3 separate regions of the Homo sapiens genome follow, and regions 2 and 3 are each linked to region 1. A link is a contact called in ENCODE Hi-C or POLR2A ChIA-PET data. All regions are on one chromosome and are shown on one strand. Each heading gives the region's core, a stretch centred on a gene start or an enhancer-like site at or near the end of the contact. The rest is flanking DNA. Distances are from core to core; before and after follow the strand shown. Region 1 overlaps SEPTIN9 (septin 9). Region 2 has its middle 11 kb from the start of TMEM235. Region 3 holds the start of TMC8 (transmembrane channel like 8).

What was found. Hi-C counts contacts between places; a loop is a spot of excess contacts on that map. ChIA-PET counts read pairs that join two places held with the same protein, here RNA polymerase II (POLR2A). Pooled maps may share reads with other maps.
Region 2: a pooled map shows a loop between it and region 1 (5-fold over the local background). The contact joins two enhancer-like sites. A Hi-C loop is called at or near these places in 1 of 37 single-sample maps with no recorded cell type and 2 of 50 pooled maps. POLR2A ChIA-PET finds 5 or more read pairs at or near these places in 2 of 52 experiments (activated CD4-positive, alpha-beta T cell and activated CD8-positive, alpha-beta T cell).
Region 3: a loop to region 1 is called in a pooled map, with 5 times the contacts of the local background. The contact joins the promoter of TMC8 here to the enhancer-like site in region 1. A Hi-C loop is called at or near these places in 6 of 37 single-sample maps with no recorded cell type and 6 of 50 pooled maps.

Annotation. Positions count from the first base shown.
Region 1 is chr17:77,324,245-77,327,100 of GRCh38, reverse strand. All of the region lies in intron 2 of SEPTIN9 (septin 9), which reads right to left. Among named protein-coding and RNA genes, the nearest start is that of SEPTIN9-DT, 44 kb to the right of the region's middle. RefSeq lists enhancers at 258-1,176, 1,368-1,677, 1,788-2,057. Within about 2 kb of position 1,405, at least 34 of the 41 ENCODE cell types and tissues checked have a DNase peak (open chromatin) inside an H3K27ac peak, as active enhancers do.
Region 2 is chr17:78,240,990-78,243,845 of GRCh38, reverse strand. No RefSeq gene overlaps it. Among named protein-coding and RNA genes, the nearest start is that of TMEM235, 11 kb to the right of the region's middle. RefSeq lists enhancers at 1,142-1,291, 1,302-1,431, 1,902-2,021 and a silencer at 2,182-2,231. Within about 2 kb of position 1,350, at least 4 of the 41 ENCODE cell types and tissues checked have a DNase peak (open chromatin) inside an H3K27ac peak, as active enhancers do.
Region 3 is chr17:78,129,521-78,132,076 of GRCh38, reverse strand. TMC8 (transmembrane channel like 8) reads right to left here and starts at 1,306. Exons shown (of 16, transcript NM_152468.5): 1 at 1,226-1,306; 2 at 340-796; 3 at 47-195. The coding sequence starts at 488. It also overlaps a transcript of TMC6 not described here. RefSeq lists a silencer at 99-618 and an enhancer at 1,099-1,228.

The DNA.
Region 1 (2,856 bases), core at 156-2,655:
GCTATGGTTTATTCTTTTTTTTTTCTTTTACACATGTTCCTGGGGCTCATGGAATTTACTAGTTTATTATAAAGGATATTACAAAGGATACAGGGGAAGAGATGTGTAGGGCAAGGTATGGGGGAGGGACGCAGAGCTTCCATGTGCTCCCCAGGCGCTCCACCCTCCAGGAGCCTCCACATGCTCATCCATCCAGAAGCTCCCGGAACCCCATCCTTCTGAGTGTTCACGGAGGCCTCATTACGAAGGCATGATTGATTCAATCATTGGCCGCTGATGATCTGCTTAACCTTCAGCCCCTCTCCCCTACCTGGAGGTTGCGGGGTGGTGCTGAACCTTGTGATTCTACCTGGTCTTCCCTGGGAACCATCCTGAAGCTGCCAGCTGGTCTGTCAATCATGAGCATCCAAAAAGACATCACTTTGGAGATTCCAAGGATTTTAGGAGTTGTGTGCCAGGAAATGGAGATGAAAACCAAGTGTATATTTCACAACATGACAGTCAGTCTCTTTCAACCCCAGTCTTACTTCCTGCCGTGCTGCCGGCCTCAGCCCCCCGCGCCCCAGGGCCTTTGAACACATTGCCGGTTGCCTGCAGCGATCGCCTCTGCCTGCTGGGTTTGAGCCTGGTTTACTCCCCTCATCCTTCTGCGCTCAGCCCGAAGGTGTCCCCCCGAGGCAGCCCTCCTGACCTGGTCCTACGAACCGCAGGTTCTGTCCTGCCACTGGTCCCCTTTGTCACACCTGTCACTTCCTGTGTTTCACGTTTACTGATGTGGTCTTGCACTTGTGCAGTCCCATGAGGGCAAGGACTGTGTCTGGCTTTGTCCTCCACGGGACCCCAGCGCCAAGTCCACAGGGAGCACCCAATGCTGAATGAATGAATGAGTGACCGGCAAGGGAGGTTTATTTTGTCATGTTGGGGGTCAAAGGTTGCTGGGCGGACCACATGGGTGAGGTTGGGTGGGGAGGGAAGCAGAGATGACCCCTTGGAAGAAGGGGTAGGAGGCGGGGAGGTGGGTGTGGGGTGCTGTATAAGGATGGCAAGTGCTTCCAGGGGTGACAAGCCAACCTAGAGCACCAGGCAGCAGAAAAAGGCTGACACCCTCACGCCCCACTTCCACTTAGGGAGAGGCCAGGCCTCCGGGAAAGCCAGCTCCCCGTTGCTAGGAGAGCCCCAAGGGAAGCTTCATCAGCTGCTGAGTTGGTCACAGTGGAAACCCATGTGGTGGGTGGGAGGGGTTTGAGGCACAGGGGTTTGGGTGGTGGCTTCAGGATGGAGACTTGTGTCCAGATCATGAGGGGTGGCCCCAGGGATGACCACCTCCAAACAGGAAGCAGACAAAGGCACAGATGGCAGAAGCGGAGGCAGAGAATGGGCTGCAGGGGCTTCCCCAGAGGGAGAGCCGAGCAAGGGGACAGGCTGGAAACACTCAGCCTCCATGGCCTGAAGCACAGACAGCTGGTCTCACACGCAGGCCGGGCAGCCACACCACCTAGAACAAGGGGCATGTCCGCAGGGCAGGCCTCAGGACGCCCCGGGCTGGCCCTGCCATCAGCCTAGAAAGACGGCCCAGGCTTTCCCGGTAGGGAGCACGTCCAGCCAGGTCCTGGGCAGGAGCTGAGACTCCCTGGCTGGCCTGAGAGGGGATGATCGAGTGCAGGCCCAGCCCGGGACTTCCCCACTCCTCCCCGCCACCCAGCGGAACCAGCTGGGCGTGAGAAAAGAAGAGAAGTGAATCAAGAGCCCAGAGCATGAGGCTGGACCAGCCCTTACACCACATGCAAAAATCAACTCAACTTGCATCAAAGACCTAAACTCAAGAGCTAAAACCACAAAACTCTTAGAAGAAAACACAGGGGAAAAGCTTCCTGACGTTGCATTTGGCAATGATTTCTTGGATATGGCGCCAAAAGCACAGGCAACAGAAGAACAAATAGATAAAGTGGAACGTCATAGAAGTTTAAAATATTTGCATATCAGCCTGGGTGCGGTGACTCACGCCTGTAACTCCGGCACTTTGGGAGGCCGAGACGGGTGGATTACTTGAGGTCAGGAGTTCGAGACCAACTTAGTCAACACAGTGAAACCCCGTCTCTACTAAAAATACAAAAATTAGCTGGGTGTGGTGGCGGGTGCCTGTAATCCCAACTACTCAGGAGGCTGAGGCAGGAAAATCGCTGGAACCAGGGAGGCGGAGGTTGCAGTGAGCCAAGATCATGCCACTGCACTCCAGCCTGGGCAACAGAGTCAGACTCCATCTCAAAAAAAAAAAAAAAAATTGCATATCAAAGGGCACTAACAACGTGGGGAGAAGGCAATCCATGGAATGGCAGCAAATCATAGGTCAGATATGGGATTAGTATCTGGATATTAATCTACAGATCTCCTAACACTCAGCAACAACAATCATCCAAATCAAACACAGGTAAAGGACTTGGACAGACATTTCTGCAAGAATATGTGCAAATGAGCAATAAACACGAAAAGATGCTCAACATCACTAACCACTGGGGAATTGCAAATCAAAACCACAAGGAGAGACCCCTCACAACCATGAGCTCTGGGCAGGTAGGAAGACGCCTGGTGGGGAGTTGCCGGCTCCATGCTGTCCCCAGAATTCCTGCAGGGGCTAAGCCCGACCCCGACACCTCACCAGGAGCACAGAAACGAGTGGAAAAGGCCAAAGGCCACCCCAAAGGGCCAGAGGGGTCCAGCAAGGAGTCTGGGACATGGAACCATGCTGTGCATCCAGACACACGGGGACAACAGGGGGATGAAAGGTGGCCCCTAAAATTTACATCCACCCCAGAGCCTATGAACATGGCCTATTTGGAAAAAGGGTCTTTGCAGACG
Region 2 (2,856 bases), core at 101-2,600, 920 kb before region 1:
CTGAGGTCAGGAGTTCAAGACCAGCCTGGCCAACATGGAGAAACCCCCATCTGTACTAAAAGCACAAAAATCAGCAGGGCATGGTGGCAGGTGCCTGTAATCCCAGCTACTCAGGAGGCTGAGGCAGGAGAATCGCTTGAACCCGGGAAGCGGAGGTTGCGGTGAGCCGATATCACGCCATTGCACTCCAGCCTGGGTGACAAGAGCAAGACTCCGTCTCAAAAAAAAAAAAAAAAAGAAGGAAGCCAGTAACTCTAAGCCCCTGTAATTCCGTGTCTCCCTTACTGCCCTGTCTGGGGCAAGCACCAGCAAAAGTGCATTATATTGGTTATCCATTGCTGCATAACAAATGACCCCAAAACATACTGCCTTAAAGCAACAATCATTATTTCCCATAGCACTGTGGGTTAGGAATTGGAGAGTGAGCCGGGTGTGGTGGCTCACGCACACCTGTAGTCAATCCCAGCACTTTGGAACGCCGGGGCAGGTGGACTGCTTGAGCCCAGAAGTTTGAGACCAGCCTGGCCAACATGGTGCAACTCCGTCTCTACAAACACAAAAAGTAGCCAGGTGGCTGGATGTGGTGGCTCACGTCTGTAATCCCAGCACTTTAGGAGGCCGAGGCATGGGGTATCGCCTGAGGTCAGAAGTTGGAGATCAGCCTGGCCAACATGGTAAAACCCCATCTCTACTAAAAATACAAAAATCAGCCAGGCACGGTAGCACGCATCTGTAATCCCAGCTACTTGGGAGGCTGAGGCAGGAGAATCGCTTGAACTCGGGAGGCAGAGGTTGCAGTGAGCCAAGATCGCACCACTGCACTCCAGACTGGGCGACAGAGCAAAAACTCTGTCTCAAAAAAAACCAAAACCAAACAAACAAAAAAAGTAACCAGGCCTGGTGACTCACACCTGTGGTCCCAGCTACTCGAGAGGCTGAGGTGGGAGGATCACTTGAGCCCAGAAGGGCCATGCCTCAGTGAGCCGAGATGGAGCCACTGCTCTCCAGCCTAGGTGACAGAGTGAGACCCTGTCTCAAAAAAAAAGCGGGGGAGAGGCGGAATTTGGGAGTGGCTTACAGCTGGAAAGTTCTGGTTTGGAGTTTCTCACGAGGTTGCCGTCAAGACATCAGTGAGAACTGCATTATCTGAATAATCCTCTCGCAGGTGGTGTCCTCACACAGCTGACACGCTGCTGCTGCTGTTGGCGGAGGCCTCAGTCCTGTCCATGTGAGCATCTCCTCAGGGCTTCCTGAGTGTCTTCACAGTCTGATGACTTGCTTCCCCTAGGGTGAGCAGTCTGAGACCGAGGCAGAAGCTGCCTTTTTATGACCCCCTCACACGCTGGTACTTCCTACTTGACACCCAAGTCAGCGCTGACTCAGTGTGGTAAGGCCTACAGAGGCGTGAGCACCAGGAGATGAGGACAGATGGGGGCTCTCTTGCGGGCTGCCTACTGCATTTATAAATGCTGGTTGGGCATAGGGCCTGAGCTGATGAGAGGCCCCTGTCCTCACAGAGGTCAGGCCCCTGGCAGGGGCACCTACCAGGTGGTGCAGATAAACATGCCCGAGTGGGATGCCAGTGGGCCCAGGACCTGGCGGAGCTGGGCCATCCCTGGAGAAGGGGCTTTGCTGTGGCGAGAGGAGCAAGCGCCTTCGATGCTGGGGGAAGGGCCTCTGAGTCAGGGCTTGTTTCTGGCACGTGCACACGCTTGCTCACACACACACAGAACACCTCTGGATGGACAGACGTGCGCACAGCTGGTGACAGTGTTTACTCGCCTTTGTGCTATTTGTGGCACAAGGGCACGTGTTACCTATTTTGAAAAATTCTAAGAAAAAATTGAAGAAAGAGGCCCACGTGGGCCAGTGGATCCCACCGTGGGAACCACCATTGCAAGCGGTTTTGGTGCACAGGCTCTCTCCTCTTGCTGTAAACGACGCAGCACCATTTGAGCCTGATGTCATGTTGTCTATTCTGGGTGACCTTGAACCATGCACTGTCTCTTCCCTGGGAGGCACTCATCCGCCTCTTAATCACAGCTGCAAAGCCTGACACTCAGAGAACCATGAACACAGACAGAACCCTTGGGCCAATCACTGTGGAGACTAGCCAGAGAGTGAGGGAGTTAACTGGCCATTCAGAGGGTAAGGAACACTGACTGGCCAATCAGAGAGTGTGGGGCATCAACTGGCCAGAGTGGAGTCAACTAGCCAATCAGAGGGTGAGGGATGTGGCTGGCCAGTCAGAGTGAAGGAGTTGACTAGCCAATCAGAGCGTGAGGGAGTCCACTAACCAACCAGAGGGTGAGGGATGTGGCTGGCCAATGAGAGAGTGAAGAAGTTACCTGGCCTGGCTAAGTTCCACACGCCCCAGAACACGTGGAGGCAAGGTGGGCAGCTCTGTTCTGGAAGGGAAGGGTCAAGCAGCACACCCTCCCCACCACACACACTCTCCGGGAACGCTGGTGGTCCCAGCAGCCCCTCCCCGGTGTGTCTTCCCCAGTGTCCTATCCCCAGAGCCCAAGCACATCTGCCGTGAGAGGCCTGAAGTTAGGCTCACATCCCTGGCTTCCCAGCAAACCCCCAGGAGAAGCCTCATCAGCAGAAGTTGGGGGCCAGGAGGAGGAGAGGAAGAGTCCGCCACACCTTTCCTCCCAAGCTGAGAGGACATGCCCACGAAGCCAGCCCCCGTTTCCAAAACGGAGACCCAGGCCCCCCTCCCCACTCCCTGTGCTGATCTGGGAATAAGAAGTAGGCTTGTATGTCTACAGATGACTTCACAGTGGACACACACACACGTGCACACACGCTCTCAGAACACCTCTGGATGGACAGACAGACACGCGCACAGCT
Region 3 (2,556 bases), core at 57-2,556, 810 kb before region 1:
GGGCTCCAGAGAGGGCAAGGGGAGGTGCGGGTCGCGCGGGTCCTACCCCCGATCTCGTAGAGCGCCCCCTCCCAGAGCCCAAGGCCCCGGGCCAGCCGCTGCGCTGCCTCCCGCAGGCGCCTTTCCACCGTCTGCCGCCGGCGCTGCCACCGCTGCCAGCGCAAGGTCTGCACCCCCGCGGGCTCCCGCAGCTGCCTGGACGGGGGTGGTGACAGGGGCGCCCCTGAGTCACCCGCCCTGCCCACCCGGGCCAAGCAGACGGGGTGCTCCCACACCATCCGACGGGGCAGCCTCGCAGCACCCCCCCCACGCACCGTCTGGCGCCCGCGTGGCACCCACCAGATGAGGCGCTTGTCCATCATGGCATAGGGCAGCCCGCGCACGGGCGTCCCAGAGCCGCGCAGCCGCTCCATCTCTGCCTCCCACAGCTCCTCCGGCTCCGGCACCCCAGGGGCCCGCTCCGATGACACCGACCGCGGCAGCAGCATCTCGGCGGGCACGGGTAGAGGCTGGGGCGCCGGGCTGCCGGTGGGGGGGATATGAGTCCCCGGTTGGATGAGCCTTAAGGCCTTGGCTATGGCCTCTGTGCACGCTGGGCTGGGGGCGGGCCCTTCCGTCCCCTCTGCGCCGGCGTCGGGGCCTGGGCTCCTGCAGCCCTAGGGTTCACTTGCCCGGGTCTGCCGCTCTGCCACCTCCGGGGCTCAGAAATGAGAGAGAATCCTGCTGCGGTCGAATTCGGGCCCAGCCCCGCTCCAACTCTCAGAGGGACACACAGCCACGGCCTCAGTCTCCCCATCTGTCAAATGGGGTGAAAGATCCAAAGGGCACAGAAAGTCTGGACCGGCACAGGCAAAGAAAGCCAAGACCTGCTGCACCCCGCATCCACCTGTGCCTGGGCCCACCGTCACCCCAAGGAGAGACAATTCCCTCTCTTCTCCACGTGGCAGTTTGCCCTTCCGGAAGAGCCTGTGTCCCAAACCCCACAGTTCCTGGGACTCGGCATCTGCCACATCTGACTCTGGATGTCGGGGGACCCCCTTCTGTCTTCCTTCTTGTGGTCCAGCCTCCAGTCCCAGGTACCCCGCGAGCCCCTGATGAGGACCTGTGGCTACAGCCCCAGCCGTGGGGACAGGAGCAGGGACCCACTGCTACCCTTGCAGGGCTCTAGCTGGCCCCCACAGCCCCTCACCCTCTGCATTCTCCCTCCACTGGACATCCAGCTCACCTGGGGACCTAGGGACCAAGTCCCTGGAGGAGTCCCCTTCTCAGACGACTCCTGCCAAGCCAGGCAGGGTGGTGAGGGAGCCCAGAGGAGGGGTCATATGACAGGAAACCCAGCTTCCCTCTCCACTACCTCCCTCCTCCCCTCTCACCCCATGGTTTCCTCTGCTTTAAACTGAGGCCAAGCAGGCACTTCCTGTGGGCCCCTGAGATGCAGAGGTGAAGGTGACAGGCGTAGGCCACTTGGCCTCCCAGGGAGCTCTGTGCATGCTGGGCTGCGGGTGGCCCACCCTTCCCCTCTGCACAGGAGTCAGGGCCTGGTCTCCTGCAGCCCTAGGGTCCACTGGTCCGGGTCTGCCGCCTGGCTGCCTCCAGGGATGTCCAGCCTGCAGCTGAGGCCCTCTCTGTTCAACTCCTTCCAGCCTGGATAGGCAGGACTTGACCTCGAGGCCTGAGCTGGGAGCCTGACATGGGTGGGGATGGGAACGGTGGGGGCACAGGGGCCAAACTCTTTATCTGCCGGCCTCACCCTGGAGGGTGTGATAATGACAGGATGGTGGGCTCCCCAGAACCTGGCTGCTGGGTTTCCAGATACTCTTGGTGTTACTGCTGTACTTCCAGCCCCTGTCATTGGCGTTATGGTTGTGCCAAGACCCAGGCCTAGCACCTGGCCGGTAGTAAGTGCTCAGGAATTGGCTCCATTCATGCTCTCCCAGGCTAGATGTTTAAGACATATCTTTGCCAATTCTCTGTCCTTGGGCCCCTGGGAAGCCCGCAGCCCTTCCTCTCTGCTCCCTCTCTACCTGCTATAGGGCCCAGTCATCTCAGGTCTGAATGTTCATAGCTTTTCTGCCTCTCTGCCCACCTCCTTCCTGGTTTCCAGAGTCCTTTCTGTGTGTCAGGCGCAAGCTATGTGCTGGTGCTGGGCACACAGTGGGCTGGGGTAGGAGGGGGCACAGAACCACAGATGTACATGTCAATAGGAAGTGGTAGGTGCTCCACCAGGGTTCAATCTGGGGAGGCTCCCCAGAGGAGGTGGCATTCATGCAAATTCAGTGTGGGTATGCAGGGAGGGGGAAGCAGTGGGAGGAGAGGCAGGGGCTGGGTCTCCATGCCAGGGTGCCACTTGCCAAGAACCAGCTTGGGGTAGCCATCTGAGGACCACACTGGCAGCTCCAAAAGGCCCCAGCCTTGACCCCTGCCTGGTCCTCGCTTTTGCTTGCCTGCTCTCCCCTGCAGCAGTGCCCTCTCCTGCCCTCCTGGGCCCCAGCTCACATTCACCCTGCCTGCTTCATGGCTTCTCCCCGCCAGGAATGACCCTCCCTTCCAAATGGG